Regions from separate parts of the Homo sapiens genome. Here all the other regions are linked to region 2. A link is an interaction called in ENCODE POLR2A ChIA-PET data of the cell type or tissue named here. Cell type or tissue: MCF 10A. All regions are shown on one strand. Each heading gives the region's core, and the rest is flanking DNA. Links, peaks and the distances in the headings are about the cores only. Region 1 overlaps GFOD1 (Gfo/Idh/MocA-like oxidoreductase domain containing 1). Region 2 overlaps GFOD1 (Gfo/Idh/MocA-like oxidoreductase domain containing 1). Region 3 overlaps GFOD1 (Gfo/Idh/MocA-like oxidoreductase domain containing 1).

Region 1 (10,338 bases), core at 3,191-8,190, 84 kb before region 2:
ATTTTCCAAATACTGACACATACACACCCCTTCTGTTTAGAACTTAATCTTTGCCATTGCCCATGATATGCATTTTTTACTTTCCCATGTTTACCATGATTTACCTCACCAAAAGGACCCCCTGCATTTCCTCTGCTCAGTCATCAAGTTCAAACAAGTTCAGCCCCCCGTGCACATTCCCACCTTCCCTCCTTTGCTACCTGCCTCTCCAGTCCCCATTGTGCCACTCTTCTCCAAGGTCCAACTTAAGTCCCACCACCTCTGGGACATCCCCCCTGAGGACCCCAAGCCTTGTGTATCTCTCCTTCTCTAATACTTGCTGCCTGAGCCAGTTATGACTTTCCGAGCCTTAATCATATGACATCTGGAATTCTTAGGCATATTTTCCTGTGGAATATTGAGGTCCCAACTACTTGTAAACTCTATTACAGTGAGGTAGTTCCTCCAAACCTTCTGGGCTTCCATTTTGTTGTTGTTGTTGTTGTTTATATAAAACAGGGGCTGGGCATGGTGGCTCAGGCCTGTAATCCCAGCACTTTGGGAGGCCGAGGCAGGAGGATCACTTAAACCCAGGAGTTCGAGACCTGCCTGGGCAACATAGTGAGACCCTGTCTCTAAAAAAAATACAAAAAATAGCCGGGTGCTGTGGCATGCACCTGCAGTCCTAGCAACTCTGGAAGTGGAGGTAGGAGGATTCCTTGAACCCAGGAGTTTGAGACCAACCTGGGCAACACAGCGAAACCTCATCTCTACCAAAAAATTAAAAAATTAGCCAGATGTGGTGGTGCATGCCTGTAGTCCCAGTGACTAGGGAGGCTGAGGCAGGAGGATTGCTTCAGCCTAGGAGTCTGAGGCTGTAGTGAGCCATGCTAGCACCACTATACTCCAGCCTGGTGACAGTGAGACCCTGTGAAAAAAAAAAAAAGAAAGAAAGACAGGAAGAGAGAGAGAAAGAGAGAGAGAGAGAGAGAAAGGAAGGAAGGAAGGAAGGAAGGAAGGAAGGAAGGAAGGAAGGAAGGATAATAACAGTATCTACCTCAAAAGGTTGTTATGAGGGCTGCATGAGGCAATGCATGCAAGCTACTTAGCACAGTGCCTGGCACAGGAAGTGCCGAATAAACACTAGCTCAGCGGTTTTTAACCAGCTGCTGAAACCCTTGAGCACAACCAGGAATATCTATTTCTTGGTGTCCCCTACTGGCCCAGCGCAAAGACCATCTCCAATAAACCTCTGTTGCTTGAAGTTAGCGTAACAGGGAAAGGAAGAAAGAAGCCCAGAGAAGGAAAGTTTCACAGGACACTTAATTAAGATTTTCAAGGATATGATTGGTTATTTCACAGTGGATGGTGAACATTCGATTTTTTTGTTTGAGTGAAGGTAGAAGGTGAGAAATGGACTTCAATTCCAGTAACCGTGGCTGGAATTATCTGACGGTGCTAGCTAGCTACCAAAACAGCTATACATTATTTAAGAAATTGGCCATTTGAAACCAGCCTGGCCAACATGGCAAAACCCCGTCTCTATTAAAAATATAAAAATTAGCTGGGCGCAGTGGTGGGCGCCTGTAATCCCAGCTACTCGGGAGGCTGAGGCAGGAGAATCGCTTGAACCTGGGAGGTGAAGGTTGCAGTGAGCTGAGATTGTGCCACTGCACTCTAGCCTGGGCGACAGAGCGAGACTCCATCTCAAAAACAAACAAACAAAAAAAAAAAAAAAAAAAGAAAGAGAAAAGAAATTGGCCAAGGAAAATAATGTACTATTTCGTAGAGTCCATATCAATTGAATAGGTAACAACTCCATTTTTTCTTTTCAAAAAGAGAAAAGAAAGCTTCAGTAGAGAATATTGGGAAAGGATGCCAGCAGGCGAGCCAGACCAAGGGCTGAGTCTGACCTCAAAGCTCTACCACGTATCTGGACAAGTAACTTAATCTCCCTAATCCTCAATTTCCTCATCTGTTAAATGGGGATATAAGGGTATCGACTTCATTGGAGTGGTGAGAACCATCTTGAGAGCTTAGCACAGGGTCTGGGACACAGTCCATGTTCAATCAATTCTACCGATGGTCATTTTGTTGTTGTTACCAATGGCTGTTGTGGGTTATTCTTTAAAACAGTTGATAAACAGTTACTTGTAGTAGACAGTTGGTGAACAGGCCTGCCCATGGCATAGCAGGGAACTACTCAAGGTTCTGAAATTTGTAGACCAGGGACTACTCTGGTAGACACGAGGAGACAGCCCACTCCCTGTTGCCACACTAAGAGCTGCTTCCTAGGCTGGGTGCAGTGGCTCATGCCTGTAATCCCAGCTCAGGAGGCTGAGGTGGACAGATCCCTTGGCCCAGCAGTTCGAGACCAGCCTGGGCGACACAACAAGATGCCACCTCTACTAAAAAAATATGAAAATTAGCCAGGTGTGATGGTGTGCACCTGTGGTCCCAGCTACTTGGGAGGCTGAGACGGGAGGATCACTTGAGCACGGGAGGCAGAGGTTGCACTGCATGCCAGTCTGGGTGACAAAGCCAGACCCTATCTCAAAAAAAAAAAAAAAAAAAAGAAAAGAGAAAAAAGAAAATCTGTTTCCTCTGGTCAGTGTGTTTTGAATAGGTAACGACTCCTCCACCAAAAAATAAAAAGTTGTTCTTAATTACTTTTTTTTTTAATTTAAAAACTCAAGCACTGGTTGGCAGTATTGAAAAGAGTTTTGGTATTTCAAATATTTCAGCAAGTTTTTGTATCACTACACTGGAGAAATGAGAGAGGAGGAGCCTGTCTTCAGCAGACCCTGTTGCTGTACCCTGATGGAGAGAGAGCCTGCAGGAGCTGGCCTGTAGCTGCTGCTGCAGATCCTCTCAGATAACTGACTCTTGTCATTTCATATTGTGAGAGAGGGGGTAAGCAGATGAGCCAGGTAGGTAGAAACAAAGAAGTCAGGAAGATTTCCAGAGAAGAAGAGAAATAAGAAGGGCTAGGTGCAATGACTCACACCTATAATCCCAGCATTTTGAGAGGCCAAGGCGGGAGGATCGCTTGAGGCCAGGAGTTTGAAGCCAGCCTGGGCAACATAGCAAGATGCTGTCCCTACAAAAAAAAAAAAATTAAAAATTAGCCAGGCATGGTGACATGTGCCTGTAACCCCAGCCACTTGGGGGGCTGAGGCAGGAGGATTGCTTGAGCCCAGGACTTCAAGGTTGCAGTGAGCTATGACTGTGCCATTGCATTCCACCCTGGGCAACAGAGTGAGACCTTATCGAAAGAAGAAAAAGGGCTGGGTGTGGTGGCTCATGTCTGTAATCCCAGCACTTTGGGAGGTCAAGGTGGGTGGATCACTTGAGGTCAGGATTTCAAGACCAGCCTGGGCAACATGCTGAAACTCCGTTTCTACTAAAAATACAAAAATTAGCTGGGCGTGCTAGTGCATGCCTGTAATCCCAGCTACTCAGGAGGCTGAGGGAGGAGAATCACTTGAACCCGAGAGGCAGAGGTTGCAGTGGGTGGAGATCATGCCACTGCACTCTAGCTTGAGGAACAGAGCGAGACCCCATCTCAAAAACAACCACCAAAAAAAAAAAAAAAAAAAAAAAAGGAAAGAAGTAAGAAGATGGGACAGAAGCCTTTATAGTCATGCCCCTTCCCCTGCTTGCCATCCTTGTAGAAAGGACCACCGGCCAGTCCAGAGAGACCCTGCAGACACAGCAACAGCGCAGCTCCTGTAGAGCTCTCCATCACGGTACCATAACAGGGGTTCCTGAAAACAGAGTCTCCTCCTCTCATTTCTCAAGTCTGGTGATAACAAAACTTGCTGAACTATTTCTTTTCAATAGTGCCAACCAGTGCTTGAGTTTTTAATTTTTAAAAAAATCATTGATTACAAACAACTGTTTTTTCAGAGAGGGAGTTGTTACCTATTCAGTTGATATGGACTCTACAAAATAGTACATTATTTTCCTTGGCCAATTTCTTTTTTCTTTTCTTTTTTTTTTTTTTTTTGAGACGGAGTTTCGCTCTGCCGCCCAGGCTGGAGTACAGTGGTGCGATCTCGGCTCACTGCAAGCTCCGCCTCCCGGGTTCGGCCACTCTCCTGCCTCAGCCTCCCGAGGAGGTGGGACTACAGGCGCCCACCACCACGCCCGGCTAATTTTTTGTATTTTTAGTAGAGACGGGTTTCACCATGTTAGTCAGGATGGTCTCGATCTCCTGACCTTGTGATCCACCCACCTCGGCCTCCCAAAGTGCTGGGATTACAGGCGTGAGCCACTGTGCCTGGCTCCTTGGCCAATGTCTTAAATAATGTACAGTTATTGTGCAAGCTAGCTAACTGATAAATAGACTCATTTAAAAAGATGTACCTTGTTGTTAGTCACACATTATCTTTTTCATAATTTTATATAAAATTTGTACTTCAGATGAAAAAATGAGAAAGTTCTTCATGTATTATATGACAAGTTAGACAAAAACAGGCAAGATGCAGAAGAATGTGCATGGTATACTATCATCTGTACAGAAAAAAGAATAAATATATATTTGCTTGAATTTATGTAGAATATCTCTCGGAAGGAACACTGATAACTTTGGTCGTCTCTGGGCAGGAGAACGGGTGTCTGGCGGGGGGAAGGATGGAAGGAGCTTTTCAGCATATCTGCTTTTGTACCCTTTGAATTTTTTTTTTTTTTTTTTTTTTTTTTGAGACGAGGTCTTGCTCTTTTGCCCAGGCTGGAGTGCAGTGAGGTGATCATAGCTCACTGCAGCCTCAAACTCCTGGGCCCAAGCAATCCTTCTGCCTCAGCCTCCCAAGTAACTGGGACTACAGGTGCATGCTACCATACTTGGCTAATTTTTTTTTTTGAGACAGTCTCGCTCTGTTGCTCAGGGTGGAGTGCAGTGGCATGATCTCAGCTCACTGCAACCTCCACCTCCTGGGTTCAAGTGATTCTCCTGTCTCAGCTTCCCAAGTAGCTGGGATTACAGGCACGTGCCACCATGCCCGGCTAATTTTTGTATTTTTAGTAGAGATGGCGTTTCACCATATTGGCCAGGCTGGTCTTGAACTCCTGACCTCAACTGATCCACCAGCCTGGGCCTCCCAAAGTGCTGGGATTACAGGCGTGAGCCACCATGCCCGGCCTTTCATACCTGGCTAATTTTTAAAAAATTTTGTAGAGATAGGGTCTCACTGTGTTTCCCTGGCTGGTCTTGAACTCTTGGCCTCAAGGAATCCCCCGACTTTAGCCTCTCAAAGTATTGGGATTACAGGTGTGAGCCACTGTGCCTGGCTAGGTTTCTTTCTTTTTTCTCGTAGAGACAGTGGCTTTGCTATGTTGCCCAGGCTTCTTTTAATTTTGAACAAGGTGACTACATTGCCAGTTCAAAAATACATAGATAAAATTAAAATTTGTATTTAAAAATGAAAAAATTGCCCTCACAATGTCCCTTAGATGGGAAATGGGGGCTAAGGTTTCAGGAGGGAGGGACAGGCTGGATTAAACAAGGAATGGCACATCCATCAGCATGACAGCCATGGCCTTGGCATGGCCATCTCCCAAGAGGCACTGGATCCATGATAAAGAGCCTATAAACCACCCGATAAAACTCATATATCATTCCCTTGCCTCTGATAAGGGGATCTTGTTTTTCCTTTCTTGCAATACAATAGAGATTCATGAATTAGCCAGAAATTCAGATACTGCTGTGTCATGGGCTGGTTGGCTTAGAGGTTGGACAGATGCCAGCCCCTTCCTAGCTGTGTGAGCTCAGATAAGGGAGTTAAGCTCTCGGGGCTCCAGCTTCCTCATCAGTAAAATGTAGACAGCAATATCCTGATGGATCAAATAAAGATAACTTATGTAAAGCAACTGGCTGCCAGTACTCAGTCAGAAATGTTAGCCCTTTTCCACTTGAGATAAAGAGCCCAGAGGCTTTATGAGTTCCCTGGTCTTTGTTCCCACTGAAGAAACTTCCTTGGCATCAACGCTACGGCCACTCCACCGTGCACCAGTTAGTTCCCAGCCATGAGCACAGAAGCTGAGGACCTGACCCTGAGGGTCCCACTCAGGCCGTGGTAGCCCCAGTCCAGGGCACTGAGGCAATTCTAGTCTAGCTGTGCTTTGTTTACTCCGTGGGGGATCTGAGCCTGGGATGAGCAGAGGGCAGGCGGAAGGGGATGCAGGAATGTCATCATTGTATGTCACTATCATCTGCCCTTTCCAAACTTGTAGCTCCGGGTTTTAGAATTTGGAGGCCTGGGGAACGCATTTACATGTTTCATTTGTTTGTTTTTAGTAACCATGTAATCACCCATGTGAACTAAGCTGAGGAACAGTGTCACTTCTGCTTCTACGTAGCTCACTAGAAATCCTCCAAAGAATTATAGCCATCATTTGTTGAGCACCTACTGTTTGCCAGCGACAGTACTAGATGCTTTATCTTCAATCTTCCCTGCAGATCTCTACCTCCCTCTTATGGATCAGAAAATGGAGGCTCTGAAATAGCATATTTAATCTGTGCCAGGTTAACAGAGCTAACAATTGGGTCAGGATTTGAACTTGGCTCTGAGGGGCCATGTGCTTTCCAGTGCACCTCTCAAAGTAAGCGCCACACTGAGTTACAGAGAGCTGTGCCCATAGCATCATCACCTACAGGGCAGGTGGCCTTTTCCTAGGAGTTGGTGCCAAGGATTCTGAGTCCTCCTGTGTGGCAGACTGAATGTCGACATCCCGATCCCCAGAGCCTGTGAATGTTTTCTTATAGAATGGCAAAAGAGACTTTGTAGGTGGGATGAAGTTAAGGATCATGAACTGGGAGGATTATCCTGGATTAGCCAGGTGGGTGGGAGGTAAGCACCACTCTTACAAGAAGGAAGCAGGAGATCAGAATGGGTCATAGGAGCTGTGTCCTGGAAGCAAGAGGTTGGAGGGACTTGAGAAAGGGGTCATGAGCCAAGGTATACAGGCAGCTTCTAGAAGCTGGAAAAGGCAAGGGTATGGATTCTTTCCAGAAGCTTCCAGCAGGAACACGGCCCTGCCAGCACACTGAATTTAGACTTTCTACCTCTACAACTGTGAAGAGAATAATCTGTATTGTTTTAAGCCACTAAATTTGTGACAATTTATTACAACAGCAAGGGAAACTCATATACCTGGGGATGTTTCAAGTCAGAGGAAGGGATATTTACCTCCCAGGAGGAAGGTAGGGCTTCCTGAGTGGTGGTGATCACAGGTGTGCAGTGACCGACACCTTCAGAGCCACAGAGAGGCCAGATGTTGGAAACAGTGCTCAGAGAAGGGACAAGAGCACCCAGAACCTTTGCTTAGGGAGCAGGAGCAGACCCATTGTGGGTGCCCACAGTGGTCTCGAACTCCTGGACTCAAGTGATTGGCCCGCCTCGGCCTCCCAAAGTGCTGGGATTACAGGTGCAAGCCATGGCGCCCAGCAAGACAGATTCTTAATAAAGTAAAACAAAGCCTTACTCTAAAGCCCGGCAATTCCACTCCTAGAAATTTACCAAAGAGAAATGAAAACAAATATCTACACAAAAGATCCAAATGTGAAGCCACCCTCGAAATGAAAAGTGGTGTCCAGCTCAGGCCCCTTGTCTCTCCATCTGAGGACTCGGGCCTGCCGTGAGAAAGTGATCTGCATCTTCACTTTTCACTTCCTCTTTCACCTCCAGGCCCTCTGGCATCTCTGGGGCAGCCTCTGCCATAACCTGGAAGGGTGGAGGCCCAGCCTTGTATCATAAAACCCAGGGGCCGGCCCACTGGGGAGAACAGAAGGCACTGATACCACCTGGGAGGGCAGATATTTGCCTCCACCTGCTTCCACTTTAGAAGCCAATGCAAAACAGGAGAGCAGGGTGGGGAACAGGACAAATATTTGGCCAAGTACCAATTCAGTCTTAGGAATGAGCAGAAGATGGTGATGTCTTGCAGTGGGCATACCCGGAATAACACACAGCCCACGTGGCATTATCCCGGCACATTCTATTACTAACAATTTGAATGGGGGCAGGGGCAAACCTTTGCAAATGAAACATATTTTATATGAAAATAAACACTGTCACATTTGGAACTGAAAACAAATTTTGCATTAATTTTTAAAAGAAGACTTTTCCGACTATGGGCCACATCCCCAGATACTCCCTCTATCTTCCAAAGTATGCATCTTCTTTGCCCTGTCCTTAACTGCTATTGCAGAAGGAAGTCTGAGAAGCTGTGTATAGGGGAAAGTGCAAACCTGGAGCCTCTGCCGCTGGGTTTGACTCCAGGGGCTGCCAGCACGAGCTGTTTCATGTCAGTTACTGTACTATACCGTATATTATGTTATGTACAATGTCAGTTACTGCTCTGAGCCTCGGCTTCCTCATCTTCAAAATGGAAATGAGAACTATTACCTCATAGGGCTGTTCTGAGGATTAAATGAGATCAGGTATGTACATACCTTGCACATTAGTCAGTTATTACTGTTAACAGCATTCACAGACACCTAACTTGGATCTGTTACGAGGCTCACTTCCTTAGCAGGGATCAGGAAAATGCTGATACAAGACCAGGTAGAACCTCCGTTTCGAGTTTATCCTTTTGAAATGTTCCAAATCTTGATTGGTGGTGATTTGAGTGTACGCATTTAGCAAAGCTCATTAAAGTATACACTTACTATCTGCTTATTTCACAGTATGTAAATTTACCTGAATAAAAAATTGTTTCAAAAAAAGTTGCTCCTCTGTCCTTAAACACCTATTTTGTATATTTAACCCAGAATGTGCACCCCAGTGCACAAATGCAGCGTCCAAGGAGCTCACATCGGGTGTTTAGTTTTGATTAATGGGCTTTCCTGGACTCAGAAAGGAGGTAATTTAGGATCCCAGCTGCCTGCAGGCAGAAAGAGGCTCTGTTGAGCCATCAGCACCTCACTGCCGCCTGCTCAGCCTCCCGGGCTTCTCAATAAATGGCGACTCCACTTTCCCTCAGGTCAGGGCTCAGACCAGTCAATGGCCACCACGGGGCAGCATCCCAGAACAGGAGGTAGGGAGGGACATCCAGGGGCTCAGCTGCTTTTGAAAGCTCTCTATTGACAAGGACGCCACAGACACCAGTTGATTTGACTCGTTGTTATTTTTTCTAGCACAAATCATGAGCCAGTTACAGTAACACTGGGCATTTAAAAGGCAGGAGCTAGACAAGCACTTTACTACTTTGGAAAACAGATTTTGTTGTTTTGTTTTGTTCTGAGACAGGGTCTCACTATGTTACCCAGGCTGGAGTGCAGTGGCGCAATCAAAGCTCACTTCAGCCTTAACCTCGCGGACTCAGGTGATTCTCTCACCTCAGCTTCCAGGAGCATACCACCAAGCCTGGATTAATTTTGGTGGTGGGGGAGGGAGGGGTGGCATGTAGGGACAGTTTTTCCATGTTTCCCAGACTGGTCTCGAACTCCTGGACTCAAGTGATTGGCCCGCCTCGGCCTCCCAAAGTTCTGGAATTACAGGTGCAAGCCACGGCACCCAGCAAGACAGATTTTTAATAAAGTAAAACAAAGGCTTACTCTAAAGCCCAGCAATTCCACTCCTAGAAATTTACCAAAGAGAAATGAAAACATATATCTACACAAAAGAACCAAATGTGAATGTTTGTTGCAGTTGTATTTATAATTGCCAAAAACTGGCAATGACTCAACATCCAACAGCAGCTGAATAGATAAATAAATTGTGATACCTTCATAAAATAGAATACTACTCAGCAGTAAAGATAAATGAACTACTGAGACATGCAACAATATGAAGAAATCTCAAAACCGGTATGCGGAGTGAAAAGAAGCCAGAGGCAAAAGGATGCAGACATTCTATTTATCTGCAATTGTAAAACAGGCAAAGTGAGCTATCAGGGCAGAAAGCACAGCAGTGGTTACTGGGGCTGGGACAGGGGCTGAGGCTGGGAGGGTAGAGAATGCACCAAAAAGTCAACTAAGGCAACTATCCGGAATGATTGGAAATTTCCATATCTTGAAATTGCAGTGGCATTGCACAGGTATATACATTTACCAAAACTCACAAAGCTATACATTTAAAATAGGTACATTTTATTGCATGTAAATTACCTCAACAAAAGTAGCAGGGAGAAGGAGAAGGGTGATCTGATGTCTCTGAGGGGTGCTCCCTTTTGGGGAAGCCAATACATCATTTCTTTCTCCTAAGATCCTCCACGTGGTCACACAGTTACTGAGAAGCTGTTTTAATCTATACAACTGTGGGGATTCTGATTTTTTTTTTTTAAGAGGCCTCTGGCCTCCTGATATATTGAAGAGAAAATAAAGACTTCCTGGATGGCAAAAGCTCTAAAATAGAC
Region 2 (10,338 bases), core at 2,354-7,353:
GCAATGCCAGAGCCCCAGGCATGAGCACCCCTCACCTGGTAGTCTTTCTCTTCTACTCCATGAACCATTTCAGTAAATACTTGGCAAAACTAATTTCTCTTGGGTTGGAGAATTCGTTCCGCTGTACTAGTTCCAAAATCAAAAATAAGAGGAAGTATATGAAACCAAAAACAAAAACTCTACGCCTTCCCCCAAGTGAAGTCTGCTACCTCAACAAAATAAGAAAATCACAAAACCAATGCTTACAAATCAATAAATGACAAACAACCCAATTTAAAAATGAGTATGAGATTTGAATAGTCATTTTATCAAAGAAAAATGTGACTGTCTAATAAACACATGAAAAGCTGTTCAACATCATTAATTATTATTAACAAAATGCAAACCAAAGTCCTAACAAGATACTTCTACATACCAACTATAATGGCTATGATCAAAAAGACTCACAAGGCTGGGCATGGTGGCTCATGCTTGTAATCCCAGCACTTTGGGAGGCTGAGGTGGGCGGATCACTTGAGATCAGGAGTTTGAGACCAGCCTGACCAACATGGTGAAAACCCATCTCTACTAAAAATACAAAAATTAGGCTGGGCGCGGTGGCTCACGCCTGTAATCCCAGCACTTTGGGAGGCCAAGGCAGGCAGATCACGAGGTCAGGAGTTCGAGACCAGCCTGACCAACATGGTGAAACCCCGTCTCTACTAAAAATACAAAAAAAAAAAAAAATCAGCCAGGTGTGGTGACGGATGCCTGTAATCTCAGCTACTCAGGAGGCTGAGGCAGGAGAATTGCTTGAACCCTGAAGGCGGCAGCTGGAGTAAGCCGAGATTACGCCATTGCACTCCAGCCTGGGTGACAGTGCAAGACTCCATCTCAAAATAATAATAATAATAATAATAATAATAATAATAATAATAATAATAATACAAAAATTAGCCAGGCATGGTGGCGCACACCCGTAATCCCAGCTACTTGGGAGGCTGAGGCAGGAGAATCACTTGAACCCAGAAGATGGAGGTTGCAGGGAGTTGAGATCATGCCACTGCACTCCAGCCTGGGCAATGGAGTGAGACTATCTCAAAAAAAAGACTGACAATACCAAGTGCTGGTGATGATATCAGAAAATTAGAACTCTCCTATGTTGCTAGTGGGAATGTAATATGATGCCACTGCTCTGGAAAACAGTTTGGTAGTTTCTTAAAAAGTTAAATATATACACACTATACAACTGAGCAATTTCAGTCCTAGGTATTTAACCAAGAGAAATGAAAACATGGCTCCACAAAAGACTTATATGCAAATGTTCACAGCAGCATTATTCACAATCACTTAACACTGGAAACAATACAAACATCCATCAGATGGTGAATGGATAAACAAAATGCGGTATATCCACACAATGGAGTATCACCCAGCAATAAAGATAAATGAACTTCTGAGCCGTGCAACAACATGGCTGAACATCAAAAACGTTATGCTAAGTGAAAGAACTCAAGCACAAATGATTACGTACTTCATGATTCCATTTATATGAAAGTTCTAGGAAAGGCAAACTATAGAGACAGAAAGTAGATTAGTAGTTACCTGGAGCCAGAAGTGGGAGTGAGGATTGACTGCAAATTGGCATGAGGAAATGTTTTAGTGTGTTGAAAATGTTCTAAATATATAAATTTACTAAAAATAATGGAATCACTTACAATGGGTGAATATTGTGAAATAAAAAGAATGAAGAATGTTATGGTATATATAGTTCAATAAAGTTATTTTTTTAAAAAGTAGTGTTAAAACTGCAAACCAACTTCATTGGAGCTTTACAATTGTGGAGTAATTTATAGTTTCAGTTTAAGGACATTAATCAAAGAAGCATCTTAATACTCTAAAGGCTATTAAAATTAGAGACTGGAAAATTTTTTTAAATCATAACATTTTAATGTAAAGTTATTTTTCCTGCACTTTTTAATTCTCCACAGTAGGATATCAACAATTCTCAAGGAAAGTCTAAACCCCAAGGCATCCCAGACTTGCCCAAACCCTAGAAGTCAAAGACCTGTAGACGGGTATAGAATTGGTCGGGGTGAAGTGTCACTGTGGCTCTCAGTGGTGAGTGTGACAGCCTCTTTACCAACAATCTCCTTAGCTCAAGTCTGAACCCAAAAGAACGCTGGCTTTCCAGGTCTCCTGCTTTGAGGACAAGTGCTCAGAGGCCTGCTGCTCTCCTAGGGAGCCCACACCCACCAGCGGAACTAACCAGAGCAGTTTCTCCACCGACGCGTCTTCCAGGTATTTCCTTGCTCAGCTTGCCTAGCCAGGTGGCCTTGATCCAGGCAAAATCTGTATTAGTCAGGGTTCACCAGAGAAACAGAACCAATAGGGGGTGTGTGTGTGTGTGTGTGTGTGTGTGTGTGTGTGTGTAGATGAGAGATTCGTTTTAAGGAATTGGCTCGCACAATTGTGGGGTTGGCAAGTCTAAAATGTGCAGGGCAGGCAGGCAGGCAGACAGGCAGGCTGGAGACCCATAGAAGAGTTGATGTTGCAGTTTCCAGTACAAAGGCAGTCTGGAGGCAGAAATCCTTCTCCCTCAATCTTTTCCTGACTCCTGGCTCCTTCAAGCTCCTAAGACAATACTTGAGCAGAAAGGGACTATGTCTCGTGGCACTCCTGTGACCTGCTGCACACACTACCCAGGAGGCTCTTGGTAAAGGTCTACAAACCTACCAAGACCACAGAACTCCATGCAGTTGGTCATGTTTATCTACTTTCCCATCACACTCTTCAAAATATATATGTCTTAAATTTAATAATAATTTAATAATAATAACTAGGTTGGTATTAATAGATGACCACATCTATTATTTCTTTCACTGTTTTGCTATGGTTATTATCAAAACAGTGAAATGCCAAATGTGTATTTCACAAAGTGGATAAAGAACCTACACAATCAGGCCAGGCATGGTGGCTCATGCCTGTAACCCCAACACTTTGGAAGACTGAGGCGGGTGGATCACCTGAGGCCAGGAATTCGAGACCAGCCTGGCCAACATGGCGACCCCATCTCTATCAAAAATACAAAAATTAGCCAGGCGTGGTCGCAAATGCCTGTAATCCCAGCTACTTGGGAGACTGAGGCACAACAATTGCTGGAACCTGGGAGGTGGAGGCTGTAGTGAGCTGAGATCATGCCACTGCACTCCAGCCTGGACAACAGAGTGAGAATCTATCTCAAAAAAAAAAAAAACAAAACAAAGAAACAAAAAAAACCTACACAATCAAGAAATGTCTACATTTGGTTTGTTGTTTGTTGTTTTTGTTTTGAGACAGAGTTTTTTTCATTTTGTTGCCCAGGCTGGAGTGCAATGGTGCAATCTTGGCTTACTGCAACCTCCACCTCCTGGGTTCAAGCGATTCTCCTGTCTCAGCCTCCCGAGTAGCTGGGATTACAGGTGCACAACACCACTCCCAGCTAATTTTTATATTTTTAGTAGAGACAGGATTTCAGCATGTTGGCCAGGCTGGTCTCGAACTCCTGACCTCAGGTGATCCACCACCTCGGACTCCCAAAGTGCTGGGATTACAGGCGTGGCCATCACACCCAGCCGAAATGTCCATATTTGTAATAACTTCCACCATCTAGATTCTTAGAATCAGCACTTTTCTTGGAGAGTGCAGCCCAGATCAGAATGACTGCTCTTAACAATCCCTCCACCCCTCCAGCAGGGTGGTCTCCGCAGCATTTGGTCATGTATCCCCCACACCGTGGGTAACCACAGGAAAGACTGAGCAGGGAGAAAGCATCTGGTACAAACAGAGACAGCTGGGTGCGGGGGCAGGGCTGCACCTTTCAGGTGGCTGAACTTGTCATGTTCATATTTGGGAGCTGCGTGTGGACAATCTTTCACCCACCACATGAACCTGTGAAGCAGAGGATGCTGGTGTAGAGAGGGGTGAATGAGGAAGCAGACACACAGAGAGAAGCAGAATAAAATTCAGAGGGTTTCTGGTTTCCAGGTATCTACTAAAGCCCTGCTGCAGCCCTGTTCCTGCGTCATGTGGGAAACCCCCCTAAGCACCCCCACTGCAAGGGATAGTAAATCTTCAGAGCAGCATGGTGAGCTCTTGGTAACCCCATCAGTACCTTTGAGTGATCACGTAGCTGTGAAGCACGTACTGGATTCACAGCAAATATGACACCTGAAGCTTGGCTTAGGTACCATCCCTTTACCAAAAAAAAAAAAAAGAAAAAATTTAAATATAGTCTCTGAGTCTTACAGGAGGGAATCATCTCTTCAAAAAATAGTTTTAAAAAATCTTCAAAAGCACCATTTGGAAGAGTCTAAAGAACTACTCACTTAAAAATTTTTAAAAATTTTAAAAAGAACTAACTGCATTAGGGCAAAGTAAAAACTACTGTTTATTGAGCTTGATGCAGAGAGCTGAGGGCAGCTGCCAGGTAGGTCTTTATATTTTCCCTCTCATTTTACTTATCACACCAACCCTATATGATAGTGTTAGCTGTGTGTTATTGGTAAGAAAACTGAGGCTCAGGAAGGATGATTATGACTCCCAAAGTCACACAGTAGTAACCTGTCAACCTTTCCTTTCATTGATGAGTGTTATGAAGCACAACATCTTATATAATGATGCTCTTTCCTGGGCTATGATTGCCCTGAGTCAAATATATAACTAAGTGCCTGTATATTTCATTCTTGGTGAAACCCTTAAAACATGCTATTGACTTCCACTTTTTGTTGTTGCTCTTCTTCCCCAGTTTAAGGTATCAAAATGTCCAACTTCTTCATTTAGCTTCTTCTCCCTCCAGTGGAAACTTCTGCAGAATTGCACATTATCAAAGCCAGATATCCTCAACAAAATAATCGTTCAACTGCACCTAATTTCAATTAGATGAAATGAGATTGGTGATGCTTGACTTTTCCTAACAATAATGCCCAAGGGCTTCCTCGGCTCTACGACAAATTGATAGACCAAAAATCATTTCACTCAGTGCTCAGGGGCAGGAACCCAAAGAGAAAAACGCAATCACCTTTTTCACATAGATCCAGAAGAGACCTCAAGCAAGAACTGGAAATGCAGGGTTTGCTAGGATGTCAGAATGGCTGCTGTCAAGTCCAAGTGCATCATGAGCATTATCTGCAGCCTTATTTCCGCTGGCGTGGCAATGCTGGCCAGCAAAATCCTCTCTCAACCCCATTTCCTCCTTGCTCCCTCACCTCTGTTCCTGGCAGCCCTCTTCAACATGAAGCAACTGCTGACACCATGAAGAAGGACAGAAAAGGGCCAATTGCTCCAGGTCCTCAGCTGATGACGCCAAACAAGTTGGGACAAGATCAATGTGCAGCAAGATCAAAGCTCATGGAAACCCTGTGGCCTTACTCACCATCCCAAAAGAGCCTTGCACTCCCATGGAGAAACTTCACCAAGAGAGTCTGCACTGCTGTCTCAAAAACAGAGATCATGAAAACAGATGTCATCACATTCCACACAAGGCAACAGGTATTTTAGCACGGTTCCCCTGCCAGGTTAATTACTCACAGGAGGGTATGTCTTCTGTTCCCAAAGGCAGAGAGCTATCTCATCTTTAGTGTCTGACTGTTCCAGCATCCACACTGCCTGAGGGCTGGATAGAAATTCTGAATCTCAGGTCCCACCCAGGAATCTGGTTTTTATTTTATTTTGAGGCAGGGTCTCACTCTGTCGCCCAGACTGGAGTGTAGTGGTATGATCTGGGCCTTGACCTCCAGGCCTCAGGTGATCCTCCCACCTCAGTCTCCCAAGTAGCTAGGACTACAGGCATGCACCATCATGCCTGGCTAGAGACAAGATCTCACTATGTTGCCCAGGCTGATCTCGAAGTCCTGGGCTCAAGCAATCCTCCTGCCTCCGTCTCCCGAAGTGCTGGGATTATAGGTGTAAGCCACTGTGCCTGACCTGGAATCTGTTTTTTGATAAGATCCCCAGGTGATACAACCACACATGAAAGTCTGAGAGGCATTCAGCTACTGCATGCAGGAGGATAAGAATACTATGTGTTAATTGACACATTCTCTTTAGAACCTTTTGCCTTCCCCCAGGCATACATGTATTCAGTGAAAATGCATTCATTTGTCATTCAATAAATATTCATAGTGTGTCTACTAGGTGACTAAGTGTCTGGCACTGTCTAAGGGAGATAAGGGTACCCTGGTGAACCAAGCAGACAAGGGTCCTACCTTGAAATAACTCACATTCTAGCTGGGGAAACAAACAGCAAGCAAGAAAGCAAGCAAGCAAATGAAAGAGATCATCACACACCAGGAAGAGTGTTACCAGGAAGAGAAAGAGGATGACAGAAGCAGGACTGAGGTTGGAGGAGAACTTTCTAATTGGGAGGGGAGGATCCAGAAAGGCCTCTCGCCCAAAGTAACACGTAAGCTGAGACTTGAAAGTGAGAATGAGCTAGCCATTCCAAAAAGTGAGGCAAGAACCTTCTGGGCAAAGGGATGAGCTGGTGCAAAGGCCAAGAGTCAGGAAAGAGATTGGCATGTGAGGAACAGAAAAGAGGCCAGGTGGCCGGAATATAGAGTCCAGGAGTGTGTGAAGCCATCCAAGAAGTGGGAGAGATGGACAAGGCAGGGCCATTTCAGGCCAAGAAAGTCATGCCAAGGAGCTTGGATGTTATTCTAGGTGCTGTGGGAGCCACTGAAAGTGGAGAGTGATACCTTACACACACACACACACACACACACACACACACACACACACGTGTGCACATGTGCTCACTTTCCCCATTGTACAGAGTAGACTGCATAAGAAACAAGACTGGACCCAGGCAGGCTGGCTTGGGGACACAAAGGTGAGTGAGGCTTCTTTGCCTTGTCTGCGTCCTGACCGTCAAGACGCTTGCTGGGAGAGGCAACAAGGAAATTAACAAAAAATACAGTGTCATTTTAGGTGCCAGTTAATTAGGCAATATCTTTGTTAAATGTAATCAGCATGTACTCTCTGACCAGCAATTTACATATCTATCCCACAAACAAGCTGGCATGTGTGCAAAATGACATATGCTCAAGATTATTCATTACATGGTTGTATAAGCCAAAATTGGAAACAACCTAAATGTTGAGTAACAGGGAACTGCTTAAATAAATTTTGATGTATCCATACAATGAAATACTAGGTAGCCAAAAATAGGAGCAATAATACTTTCACATTCAGAGTTTCATATATTTGTGTATATGTAAAATATATGTATATATTATATGTTATATATTGTAATATATATAAAAATGTGCATACATGTATATCTATAAATATGTTAATATATGTATATATACAAATGTGTATATGTATATGCTGTATATGTAAAGATATAAATATACATAAATTTAATAATGCATATTAACTGATTAAATATAATTTATATTAATATTTATATTGCTTAACATTGATTATATTACTATATAAAATTTATGTAATAAATTTAATACATTTAATATATTTTTAAAATAATATTTAAATTTTAACATATATAAATTTTCAAGCTAATATTGTTGCATGACAAAAGTAAGGTCCATAAGAATGAATGGCATGCTACCAACTGTGTAAAAGGTTTTTAAAATTCCCACACAGGCCAGGCGTAGTGGCTCACACCTGTAATCCCAGCACTTTGGGAGGCCAACACAGATGGATCACCTGAGGTCAAGAGTTTGAGACCAGCCTGGCCAACATAGGGAAACCCCATCTCTACTAAAAAATACAAAAATCAGCTGGGTGTGGTGGCACACACCTATAATCCCAGCTACTCAGGAGGCTGAAGCAGGAGAATCACTTGAACCCAGGAGGTGGAGGTTGCAGTGAGCCAAGATCGCACCATTGCACCCCAGCCTGGGCAACAGAGCGAGGCTCCGTCTCAAAAAATAAAATAAAATTAGATTAAATTAAATTAAATTCCCATACATATACTTGCCAGGATATACCTTGAAAAATATATATTATTTTTAATACTTTCACATTCAGAGTTTCACATATTTGTGTATCTCTATGTAAAATATATGCATATATTTTATGTTATATATACATCTATATATTAGTGTATATGTAAAATATATGTATATATTATGTGTTATATATACATATATATATGGCCTTGAATGGGAGACATAAACAACTGGTAATAATGATTGCCTCCTGTCCAAAGACAGGGACTAGGGGACATTCAGTCTTCACTGTGTACTTTTATAGCATTTGAAATTTGTACCACATGAATATATAGCCAATTCAAAATAACTAAATAAAATTTAAATGTTAAATGAATGCCTTAAAATAGGTGCTAGGCAAGATGGGGGCACACAGTGCTGAGACAACAGAAGGGTATGTAGGGTGGGGGGTTTGAGGGAGAGGAAGCGGTAACACTTGGGCTGAGTATTGAAGGGCGAACATGGAAGGAGACCTCAAGGGACAAGGAAGTTCCTGACAGAGACCTGGACATGTGCGCCAACAGGGCCCATTCAAGGAAACCCCAGCAGGGTGGGCTCGCTGAAGCCCTTGGGTTCGGGAATGGCCACCAGGACGTGAGGCTGGGCTCACTTCTTCAGGATGTGAGGCTGGGCATGTCACGCCAATCAGCTGGGGCTTTTCCTGAAAGGGGAAACGATGACATGACCAGGTCTCTAGCACTGCCAGATACTCCATACCTGGCAGCAGTGTAGATAGTGGCTAGAGGCAGGGTTGGGTGGGGTGGACTGGAACCTAGTTCAGAAACTACGAAAGGACCTGACTTCTATGGGGAACAGACACAGAGAGTTTCAGATGGCATCAAACAGGTTTGGGAACCGATTCCAGGGCTGGGATGGAATAAAGGACAACTCCAACAGTCTGACCTGGGCTGCCATGATCTATGGCAGAGGAACAGGTACAGCTGATGGAAGAGGAAGAAATGACTCCGGGGGAGGTAGAGTGCTGGGTTCAAATCTCTAGCTGTAGGTCTAGGAGCAAAGTGACTCAGGTCTCTGAATCTCAGTTGCTTCATTTGTGAAATGGAGCTAATATCTATCTTAGAGGATTATTTTAGTCATGAAATGAAATGCTTTATACACAGCACTTACCATGCTGCCTGGCATACAGTATGTACTTAATAAGAGGCAGCCTTGGACAGTGTAGAAAGTACACTTGGTAGAAATGCCTCTACAACAGAGGAATGCCTCATTCACAAAGGTAGGGATTTTGAGGAAATTTTTAAAAATTAAAGGAGGATGTGTGTGATTCAATTGATCTGAAGTTTCATTTCACTGTGGTCCCTAGACCACACTTTGTAGGGTCCCTACAAAGTAGGGTCCCTAGCCCCTTACTTTGACAGGCCTGTGACCAGTTATGAGTGTGGATCGAAGGCTACAGACCTGTCACCCTCACTGGGCAAGCAATTCAAAGTCCAGGCCTTTGCTAAAAGGACAATTTACCAGGATGAGTCAAAGTAGCTAGTTTCAATTCCAGGCAAACACTCGTATCTATACACTCCCAACAGCCAGATCAGCCTGATAACTGTTTGGGGTTTTTCACTTCCTACGTTCTATGTGTTGAACCTTCAACAGTGACTGTAAAGCAAACCAAGACGACCACCCCACTGTGCACTCGCAGGGGCACCCTGCAAAAGAAGGAGTTAAAAAAAGAAAGAAGAAAGAAGCTCAAAACCTACCCTAAAAACATGAACAAAACCCTATTCTGTCATCACCATTACTAAACTAGGTCTATTATGCCTCTTATCGCTGGTTTTGAAGAGGTAACAGACATGTCTTGTTAATTAAAGTCACAGGGATATTTGAAAAATAAGAACAGAAGAAGTATCCAGAAATGTCTAATTTGTGTCACATCTCTTGAAACCAGAGCCCCCAGACACTTTCATGGCCATGGTCCCAGAGACAGCCAGAAAACAAGGTCATCCTTGTTCCCCAAATTGCCACCCTCCTGCTCTAGGTTTGCTCTGTGGGTCTGAACCCAGGACAGGAACTGCCATCTTTATGGTGGAGAAACGATGTTAACAACATGGTCTTTCAGATATGACCAGTCCTAAGCTCTCCAGTATACGCAGGGCTCATCAGGGACCAGTTTTGTACAAATTGCACTAATAGAATTATACCATAAGATCGTTATAAGATATTTGATATGCAAAGAGCCAATGTAAACAAGGGAGTTATCCACCCAACATACATGTTCCATTAAACAGAAAATAAATATTAGCATTCAGTTCAATGGCATTCAGTTCAAGGCCAAAGAAACAGGCCACAAAGGGCAGACACTTAATAAAATTAACTGACAATTAAAACTGACAATGTGGGCAGCCTCCTTAGG
Region 3 (10,338 bases), core at 3,309-8,308, 71 kb before region 2:
AATATATTTGCCAGTCACAGATGTGAGAAGAAAAAGGGTATCTATAACATGTAAATAACTTAACAATTCAGTAAGAAGAAGACAACTCAAATAAAAAATGAGAAAGGATCTAAATGGACATTTCTCCAAAGAGGGCATATAAATGGCCAATAAACACATGAAAAGATGCTCAACATCATCAGTCTTTAGGGAAATGCAAATCTAAACCACAATAAGATGCTACTTTATGCCCATTAGGATGACTATAATAAAAAAGACAGAAAATAACAAGTGTTGGCATGGTTGTAGAATAATTGGAACCCTCAAACATTGCTCGTAAGAATGTACAATGGTGTAGCCACTTTGAAAAGCATCCTGGCAACTCCTCAAAAAGTTAATCATAGAGTGACCATATGACCCAGCAATTCCAATCCTAGGTATATAGCCAAAAGAAATGAAGAAAGGTACTCAAACAAATACTTGTACATAAATATTCATAGTAGCACTGTTCACCATAGCCAAAAGGTGGAAACAATCCAAATGTCCATCAACCGATGAATGAATAAACAAAAGGTGGTACAGTCATGCATCATTTTCTCATGGGAATATGTTCTGAGAAATGCATCATTAGGCGATTTTGCTGTGCAAACATTATACAGTGTACTTACACAAACCTAAATGGTAGGGTTTTTTTGTTTTGTTGTGTGTGTGTGTGTGTGGTTTTTTTTTTTTTTTTGGTATTTTTTGTTTTTTTGAGACGGAGTCTCGCTCTGTCGCCCAGGCTGGAGTACAGTGGTGCGAACTCAGCTCACTGCAACCTCTACCTCCTGGGTTCAAGTGATTCTCCCGCCTCAGCCTCCTGAGTAGCTGGGATTACAGGCATGCACCACCATGCCCGGCTAATTTTTGTATTTTTAGTAGAGACGGGGTTTTGCCATGTTGGCCAGGCTGGTCTCAAACTCCTGACCTCAGGTGATCCGCCTGCCTCGGCCTCCCAAAGTGCTAGGATTACAGGCGTGAGCCACCGTGCCCAGCCTGATGATAGGTTTTTATGTGCTTACCATACACCTAGGCTATATGGTACAACCTATTGCTCCTAGGCTACAAAGCTGTATAGCATGTTATTGCACTAAATACTGTAGGCAATTGTAACACAGGGGTAAGTACTTGTGTATCTGTAAAAATGTACAGTAAAAATTATAATACTATGAGACCACCATTATATATGTGGTCCATCATTAACTGAAACATTGTTATTTGTTACAAGACTGTATAGCCATATGATGAAATATATTCAGCCATAAAAGGAATGAAGTGCTGATATATGCTGCAACATGGATGAACCTTGAAAATATTATGACATGTGAAAGAAGTCTCAGAAGAGACCACTTATTTTATGGTTTCATTTATATAAAATCTCCAGAAAAGGCAAATCTATAGAAACAGAAAAAATAGTGGTTGCCTAAGGTTGCAGTGGAAGGATGTTGGAAGAGTGATTACTAATGGATATATGGTTTATTTCTGGGGTGATGAAATGTTCTAAAATTGATTATGGAGATGGTTGTACAACTCTGTGAATACATGGCATTTTTGGCAGGAAAAAAGTGGGAAGTTATAGATGAAATATGAATAGCAAAATGTTTGAATGTTTATATATTTTTAAAAGTTAAAAAGTAAACAACGATAGTTTGAAATCAGCCTAATTTTAAATGAAACTTGGAATACATTTCTGTGATGTCTAAAATATTGACTATCATTTTAATGCACATAGAAAATTACTGGAAAAGACTGTGCAAAATATTCTGAGATGGGGAACCATTTAAGGGATCCCAAGGGTCCAAGTCTGATCCAGGCTCAGCCTTTTCTTGCACCAGGAAGTCACAAAGCCATGGACTCATCAAGTAGTCATTTAGTCCAGCCCCTTCTTAGAACTGAGGGAAACTGCAGCCAGCCAGGAAGACCGAGGAACTTGCCTAAGCTTCCTGCCTTTCATGAACTTCTTTTAAGGATCAAATGAGACAATGTGTATGATGAAGTTTTATAAATCCTTTGGATTAGAACTGTAGTATGTGAAACACGTGAGCCTGAACCTCAGTTCTGCTGCTTTTTTGCTACAGCCAAGGGGGTGGCTTAATTTCCTTCAGCCTCAATAAAAATGAAGATACCACCAGCCTCAAAAGGGTGTTACAAGAACTAAATGAGGCAACACTATCCCAGCATCTCCCAGAACAGGAACTCGGTATGAGCTAACTGTTAGCCACGTTCTTAGCAAAAGAACATGTGAACTACACAGTGGAGGCTGCATGCACACTTGGGTGCAAAATTTAAAGTAATGTCATTTCAAGATGTAAAGAGGAAATTCTCATTTACAAAACCTGGTTGGAGTTGTCTGCATGAGTAATTTTCATGGGATCGGCCATGTAAAATAGTTTGTTTTTAAAGGTTCCAAGAATAACATGCTAGAGTCCTCTGTGCCAAATTCCACCTTTGGGTCAAATTTCACCATTGCTTTATGAGGCACCCAATGTTTAAAAATTTTTTAATTTAAATGTCTCTATGTAGGGCACCTCTCTCCCCAGTGCACCACAAGCCCCACCATTCTCTGTTGTCTATCCTCAACCCCATCTCACCTTACATCAGTACCTGGTCCCTGAAGGTGATTAAGTTTCTAGACTCTATCTCAAATGCTAGGAAATCTCTTTGTTGGCTATCCAACTTTCCTCTTATAAAGGTTTGCAGAGCCTCTTCTTTTCTTTTGAAGTCTTCTCAAGCTTTAGAAGGTTTTTAAAAGTTCATTTAAATATTTTCAATAACTTAAAAAAAGTGCTACAGTATTTTAAAAGATAACATAGACCAGTACTTTCCCAATAGGAGAAAAATACAAGCTGCAAATGCAAGCCACTTGCATAGTTCTACATTTTCTAATAGCTACGTTAATTAAGGGGAAAAAACAGGTGGAATTAATTTTAATAATATATTTTCCTTAACACAATATATCCAAAATTTTATTAACATGTAATCAGTATAAACATTTCTCTTTCAAACGAAGTATTTGAAACCCAGTGTATGTTTTATATTTACAGCACATCTTAATTTGGACTGGCTCAAGTGCTGATAGCTAGCAAGTGGCTAGTGACTCTGAATGGGACAGCACAGATTGAGATGACCAGTTATAAATCATCCAATATGAGGCCTTGAAAGAAGATGTGAGGTTACATAGGAAAAGAACCTCTACATTAGAAAATATGTAAGTGGCAGATTCCAGGGTTTTGGTGGTCTTGCTGGTGACCGTGGCTATAGTAAAGTTTGAGATGGAATGAAACTTAGATCATATTATTCCAGCATACAGGAGGAGGGGAGGACATTCACAGCTTCTATTTTTGCTGCTGTTTCTCCTTCTGTCTTTCCCACTATATGTGTATTGTGGGTGGGATAGGGCAGAGTTGAAGATAAAGTGAACAAAGAAGCATAAAAGACGGGATTGAGACATTGCCACTCCTGAGAGATACTCGCAAGCCCCAGCCTCAACTCATCAGTGGCTTGAAGGGTTCCAGGGCCAGGAGGAGCCTGGGGACATTGGCAAGGATCTTCCTTTCACTCTTGGCCTCCCCACCCCAACTTCTGAGGCAGCATCCTCTATCTCTAAAGAACAGGCCTCCCGCCTCTGCTATTCAGGGAATATTATGTTCTCCCAACTGTTATATTTTGGGTCCTTTTGGCAGGAGGTGGAGATGGGCAGGGGTGGAAAGAACCCACAAATGTTCTCGGAACAAGGAACCAGTAAAGTACAGACATCTGGCCCCAGGATTTTGCTGGCTCCAGGGACGTCACTATAAACCCACTAACACTAATTGCTTTCACGTCTGCTCCCATTTCTAGTGGAAATAAAATGCCTCTCTGGCTAATGGAAAATGAAACGCCGTTTGCTGTTTGTTTACCACATTACATAAGAGCTTTCTGTAGCACCCCTCCTCCCCTGGCCCCTGCCCTGAAACCCTCTGAAGGACAGCTTGTGCAAAGCCTGCAAGCGCTCTACAAATACAAGGTAACACGGCTTCAGAAAGGGCGCCTGTATTCACGTTAGGACTGTACAACTCCTTAATCCTAAACAGACGGGAGGGGAGGGCAGAAAGAAGAGAGCGAGAGCACAATCGAGAGTGAGAAGAGAAGAATTCTATTTGCTTTAAATTCATGCTTCCAGGAATATTTTCCATCTCCTTACTTGATGCTAAGTGCAAAGATCTAGAGTAGCTCATCAAACCTCAACTTCTAAATTCAATTTCCCTGACAAAGAAGGGGAAATAAAGGTCCAGCTGAAACTGGGGTTTAAGAAAGTGGACTCTCATCCATTGGGCCTTTAAAGTGTCTGACAGTAGGTGATTGGGAGGCCTTCTTTGACAGTCCTGTTCTGGTTGGCTGCCTGTGTTTATCCCCATGTTGGCATTTTGTACACAGTGTGATAGCAAATATAAAGACCTCTGGCTGTCCTTCCTCTGCCCTTGTCAGTTCTCTCCTTCTCCAGCAGCAGAACCACTCATTTCAGCTGGACCCATGGTTGCCAAGAATAAAAAACTCCATTTCCCAGTCTCCCTTGCCATTAAGTGTGGCCATGTGACTAAGTTCTGGCCAATGGGATGTGAATGGAAGAGCTGTGTAAACTTTCCATGGTGCACCCTCCATTTCCCTTTTCCTGTGTGACAAGCATAAGGCTATATTGGGCCATGAAGGCAAAGACAATACTCTAGGGATGGTGGCGCCAAGACAGAGGATCCTGGATCCCAAACACTATAGAGCTGCCAGACTGCTTACAGAGCGACTGCTATGGGAGGAAGAACTTTTTATTTTGGATCTGGGTTACTGCAGCTGAAATTGTATGCTTGGGATCTATTTGCTGAAGAGAAGAAAGGAGGATACCCTTAAAATAGATGACCCCACCATTTGGCTTTCACATTGAAAAGTCAGCCTCAGCTCTTCCTACTTTTCTTATTGATGAAGAATCTTACACCCCTACCAGCTCCCGGGCCTCAAAGACTACATCTTCCTCCTTGCCTTTCTTTGTCCCCATTTTCTTCTGTATGCTGCCTACTCCCAGGCTGGCACAGAGCAGCACTCCTTGACCAGAATGGCCCAGACAGTTGGAATAAAGGATGACATTAAAATAGAGCCCTTTGTTATGTCTCTAGGGAGTGTCTTCAAAACACCCTGTTACAATGGCCGAGAAAATTGCCTGAGATGGCCAAGTTCAAAGGGCTTATCTTTGAATCAAAAGCGGGAATGGGGTTTTGTGCAAATGTCATCTTCTGCCCAGTTCTGAGTTTCTATGTAGCAAACTTGGAGTAAAGTTAAGATCAAATGGGGCTCAGAGGATCAGCTATTACAATAGGCCTCAGTCAGATGGCTTTTCTTGAGCCACTGGATTTCATCAGAAGAGAATTGCAAACACAAACCCTTTGTTTAATGTAGACGGTGATGAAATAAATAGGGTGACTCCATCTCAACCACCCTCCTCCCTGTACTCACCCAACCAACTGACTCTCGGAGATTGCCCAACCAAAGAGCAGAAGTTCACAGAATATCTCTTCTTGGGTCAGCACCCAAAGGTGGGAGCACTTGGCTTTGCTCCCAGAAAACTATAATCTGGTGAAGGCATGTGAGAAATGTGCCCTTCCCTACTGCATACTGCAGAAGAACGTGGCTGAGAGCCCGGCCACGGTAGCATCTATCCTCCACATAGAGTCTTTATGAAGTGACACCTTCTCTCTCCAGCTCAGGCAATAGCCTCTGCCTGATCAGAACACAATTGAATGTGGCCTTGGGCCAGACTATGGCAGGCAAAGGTTAATTTCCTTTCCTTCTTAGAGCAGGACCTAGTTCCAATTGCCTCGCTTTGCCTAACTCAATTTTCCGCACAATATAGCAAGCTCCTTATCTTGGGCAGTGAGGTAGAAGCTTCCCCTTGTTCCTCCTTATGGTTTCCAGTGGAACTTTGAGGAGGGGCACATTTTGCTTAAAAAACAGCATTAATTGTGAAGCGAGAATAGCTTTTCTACTGATGGCTGCTTTTCTAGCAAAAATGTCTGCCTGCAAGGACCTCCCCATGTGACCTGGCAGGGAGAAAAGATAATGAGGAGCTCAGGTGAACAACTCAGGACCTGAGGAAAGTAGGCCAGTGAGTCAAAATAAAATCCAGCCAGGAGCAAACAGAAGAGTTAATGAACAGGAGATCACCTGATGCCCGGGCCCCTCTACCTTTAGCGATTTCATGTCCGAAGGTACTCTGTGCTCACCCGGGTAACACAGCTTTGTTAAGAGAATAGTCAGGCTGATAGATTTGTTCACTTCTATAGTCGCTTATCTTGGAATTACTCCATTGTTTTTAGAAAAATGACAGTTCATTTTCTAAAAATTAACACAGGCCAGTGTGGTGGCTCACGCCTGTAATCCCAGCACTTTGGGAGGTGGAGGTGGGTGGATCACTTTGAGGTCAGGAGTTTGATACCAGCCTGGCTAACATGGTGAAACCCCCTCTCTACTAAAAATACAAAATTAGCCAGGTATGGTGGCATGTGCCTGTAATCCCAAGTACTTGCAAGGCTGAGGCAGGACAATTGCTTGAACCAGGGAGGTGGAGGTTGCAGTGAGCTGAGATTGTGCCATTGCCCTCCAGCCTGGGTGACAGAGTGAGACTCCATCAGAAAGGAAAGAAAGAAAGAAAGAAAGAAAGAAAGAAAGAAAGAAAGAAAGAAAGAAAGAAAGAAAGAGAGGAAAGAAAGAAAGGAAAGAGAGAGAGAGAGAGAAAGAAAGAAAGAAAGAGAAAGAAGGAAAGAGAGAGAGAGGAAGGAAGGAAGGAGAGAAAGAGAGAAAGAGAGAGAGAGAGGGAAAGATAGAGAGACAGAGAGGAAGGAAGGAAGAAAGGAAGGAAGGAAGAAAGGAAGGAAGGAGAGAAAGAGAGAGAGAGAAAGAGAGAAAGAGACAGAGGAAGGAAGGAAGGAAGGAAGGAAGGAAAAAAACAATGAAATAAAAGAGACAAATCCTAAGAAGAAAATGAAATGCCTCCAAACCCACCATCCGTCAAGTAACCATCATGAGATTAGGGGACTGCAATTTTAGTTACGTCTTTATGCACAGAGAGATAGTAGGAAGGATAGATTTACAAGCAGAAATAATTTAAAGGGAGTATAACACATAGTTTATTTAATAAAGAGGATTCCACTATTTGAACTTAACAGATAAGAAAGAAACTGAATTGCAGCCGGGCACGGTGGCTCACGCCTGTAATCCCAACACTTTGGAAGCCCGAGATGGGCAGATCACGAGGTTGGGAGATTGAGACCATCCTAGCTAACACAGTGAAACCCCGTCTCTACTAAAAATACAAAAAAATTAGCCAGGCATGGTGGCACACACCTGTAGTCCCAGCTACTCCAGGAGGCTGAGGCAGGAGAATGGTGTAAACCCGGGAGGCAGAGGTTGCAGTGAGCCAAGATCGTGCCACTGCACTCTAGCCTGGGCGACAGAGCGGGGCTCCATTTCAAAAAAAAAAAAAAAAAAGAAAGAAAGAAACTGAATTGAAATAGGATCTGCTACTGAATTTCTAAAATGATACGGATTTTTAGTTTTTTTTTTTTTTTTTTTTAGATTGGCAGGGTAAACCTCTAAGGCCAACTGAGGTAAACATCATCAGAAAAGCAGGTAACATAGGGAAATAAAGCCCCAGATGATGCACAAATGTTTTGTTTGGCACTCTGGGAAGATGCCTTAACTTCAGATAAATATAGCAAGCTACTCTGGAATTTGTGTTCTGGGAGCCCTGGCTCTGGCAATGCAGCTGGCTTGCTCCTGTGTTTGGATGGGTTATCTCATCTTTATAGGAAGGAGGCTCTACCTAATGCTTGGTAAATCCTGACAACAACAATGAAAGTTGGAAAGAAGGTTTGGGAGGCCAAGATGGGTGGATCAGCTGAGGTCAGGTGTTTGAGACCAGACTAACCAACATAACGAAACCCCATCTCTACTAAAAATACAAAATTAGCTGGGGGTGGTGGTGCATGCCTGTAATCGCAGCTACTCGGGAGGTTGAGGCAAAAGAATTGCTTGAACCCAGGAGGCAGAGGTTGCAGTGAGCTTAGATAGCATCATTGCACTCCAGCCTGGGCAACAAGAGCAAAACTCTGTCAAAGAAAGAAAGGAGAGAGAGAGAGAGAGAGAGAGAGAGAGAGAGAGAGGAAGGAAGAAAGGAAGAAAGAAAGAAAGGAGGAAAGGAAGAGAGGAAGAAAGGTGGAAAGAAGGGGCATTAATTACCCAATATGCTGGCAGAAAAAAGTAGAGAACAATTTGCAAGCTCAGAGTCAGTGTCATGGGATCCCAGGACAGACCAATATAGGTCTGACCAATTTGGATGGAAGGAGAAAAAGTGAGGAGAAAGAGGAAGAAGGAGGGTAGAGGAGAGAGACCTGACTCCCTACACTAACGCTGAGAATCAACACCTTACCCCTCACCCTCTGCCTCAGCACAGAAGGGCCCCATAATTACTCACACAGCAATACAGAGTTTAATTTCACGGATGCAGAAGGAAAGCTTTCAAAGTAACAAGGAAGCCTCACATAATTGTATGGTAAACCTGAGCTTTCACCAGGAGGAGCCCAGCTCCTGCAAACAGCCAGCATGTATGCAGACCTTTGAGTATGCTGTCATTGCGTTATAGGACAAATGAGACTGTCAGCAGGAATGGTGAAAAACAGAAGGAAGACTCCAGGCAAAGGGACACCTTGAAACACAGAGGAGAACAGAGAAGCCAGCTGTGAAGACAGAGGGCTCCAAACCCTGACTGAATCCAACCCGTGGCTCCAGGGCCTGCCTCCTTCATTACCAAGTGAGGATCCACAAAGACATCGGCTGTCTATTTTCTTTTCTTTTTTTTGAGACAGAGTCTCACTCTGTCAGCCAGGCTGGAGTGCAGTGGCGCGATACCGGCTCACAGCAACCTTTACCTCCTGTGTTCAAGTGATTCTCCTGCCTCAGCCTCCCGAGTAGCTGGGATTACAGGTGCATGCCACCATGCCTGGCTAATTTTTGTATTTTTAGTAGAGTCGGGGTTTCACCATGTTAGCCAGGCTGGTCTCGATCTCCTGACCTCAAGTGATCCACCTGCCTCAGCCTCCCAAAATGCTGGAATTACAGGCTTGAGCCACCGCGCCTGGCCCTCAGCTGCCCATTTTCATCCAGCTGTACCCTGCAGCCCGGTTTCCTCAGACGCAGTAACACTGTGTCACCAGAAAGGCCTCCTTCCTGTACAGTGGCTGCACTGATGAAGGCCTGCCATCCAGTCTGTGATAGGAGCCAGTCAGAGGCGGGAAGGAGCACCTTAACTTTTCCTTCTCTTCAAGGAATTAGGATGATCCCTTTCTACAACCCGCTCATTGACAGCATTTCCAGTGAGAAGCCCAAGGAAAGCCTTTACTTCAGAGACCAGAGCAGGAAGCCCAGAGCACGAGCTTTGGAATGGGACAGCCTGGTTCAACTTCTTGCTCTGCCTCTTTTTAGCTGTTGCGGTCAAATTACTCAGCGTCTTTGTGCCTCTGTTTCCTTAACTGAAACATGAGGGAAATAAGAAGAGCTACTTTAGAGCTATTGCAGGGATTAAAGGAAATAATCCACAGCAAGTGCTAAGAGCAATTCCAGCCTTAGCAAGAGCTCCAATATTAGCTATGAGGGTTAGACTGCCACTTAGTACATTATAAGTGTTATGAGCTGAAGTGTGTCCCTCTAAAATTCATATATTGAAGCTCAAACCCCCAGTACCTCAGAATGTGACTATATTTGGAGACACGTTCTTTATGGAGGTAATTAGGTTAAGAGGAGGTCATTGGAGTGGGCCTTAATCCACTAGGACTGGTGTCCTTAGGAGAAGAGGAGATGACGCAGACACAACAGAGGGAAGACCCTGTGAGGACACAGAGAAGACACCACCTACAAGGCAACGAGAAAGGCCTTAGGAGAAACCAACCCTGCTGGCACCTTGATCTTGAACTTCCAGCCTCCAAAACTATGAGAAGATAAATTTCCTTGTTTAGGCCACCCAGCGTAAACAGCCTTAGCAAACGAATACAAAGGTTGACTGGTATTTTTAGCAGAACTGATATTCAACCAGTGTGGAAGCAGAGCCAACATCACTTCTGGTTGGCAGTATCAGTTATGAAATATTTCAAATGTCTTTAACATCCACTCCCTTCCCCCCGTTGTTACTGTTACTCCAGGGGTGTCGACCCTGGGATGGGAGAACCAGCGTGGGCTGCAGAAATCAGTGGCAACAGGCCTGCCTTCTGCTCCCTCCTCTTGCCTTCCCTTCTGGGCTAACAC

The links. Peaks named below come from ENCODE experiments on the same cell type or tissue, not always from the same donor. Only the 100,000 strongest peaks of a DNase experiment are listed, where the experiment ranks them.
Region 1: POLR2A ChIA-PET joins it to region 2 with 46 read pairs; 11 of 35 experiments call an interaction of 5 or more read pairs at or near these places.
Region 3: POLR2A ChIA-PET joins it to region 2 with 24 read pairs; 8 of 35 experiments call an interaction of 5 or more read pairs at or near these places.

Annotation. Positions count from the first base shown.
Region 1 is chr6:13,389,810-13,400,147 of GRCh38, forward strand. The region is part of intron 1 of GFOD1 (Gfo/Idh/MocA-like oxidoreductase domain containing 1); the gene reads right to left. Among named protein-coding and RNA genes, the nearest start is that of TBC1D7-LOC100130357, 66 kb to the left of the region's middle. In MCF 10A, for the core only: a CTCF peak has its summit at 8,137; a DNase peak (open chromatin) is centred at 5,722.
Region 2 is chr6:13,474,843-13,485,180 of GRCh38, forward strand. All of the region lies in intron 1 of GFOD1 (Gfo/Idh/MocA-like oxidoreductase domain containing 1), which reads right to left. Among named protein-coding and RNA genes, the nearest start is that of GFOD1-AS1, 6.2 kb to the right of the region's middle. RefSeq lists enhancers at 4,646-5,845, 9,305-9,374. In MCF 10A, for the core only: no CTCF peak of the experiment used is centred there; a DNase peak (open chromatin) is centred at 5,329.
Region 3 is chr6:13,402,411-13,412,748 of GRCh38, forward strand. The region is part of intron 1 of GFOD1 (Gfo/Idh/MocA-like oxidoreductase domain containing 1); the gene reads right to left. Among named protein-coding and RNA genes, the nearest start is that of GFOD1-AS1, 79 kb to the right of the region's middle. RefSeq lists a silencer at 3,543-3,743. In MCF 10A, for the core only: no CTCF peak of the experiment used is centred there; a DNase peak (open chromatin) is centred at 5,531.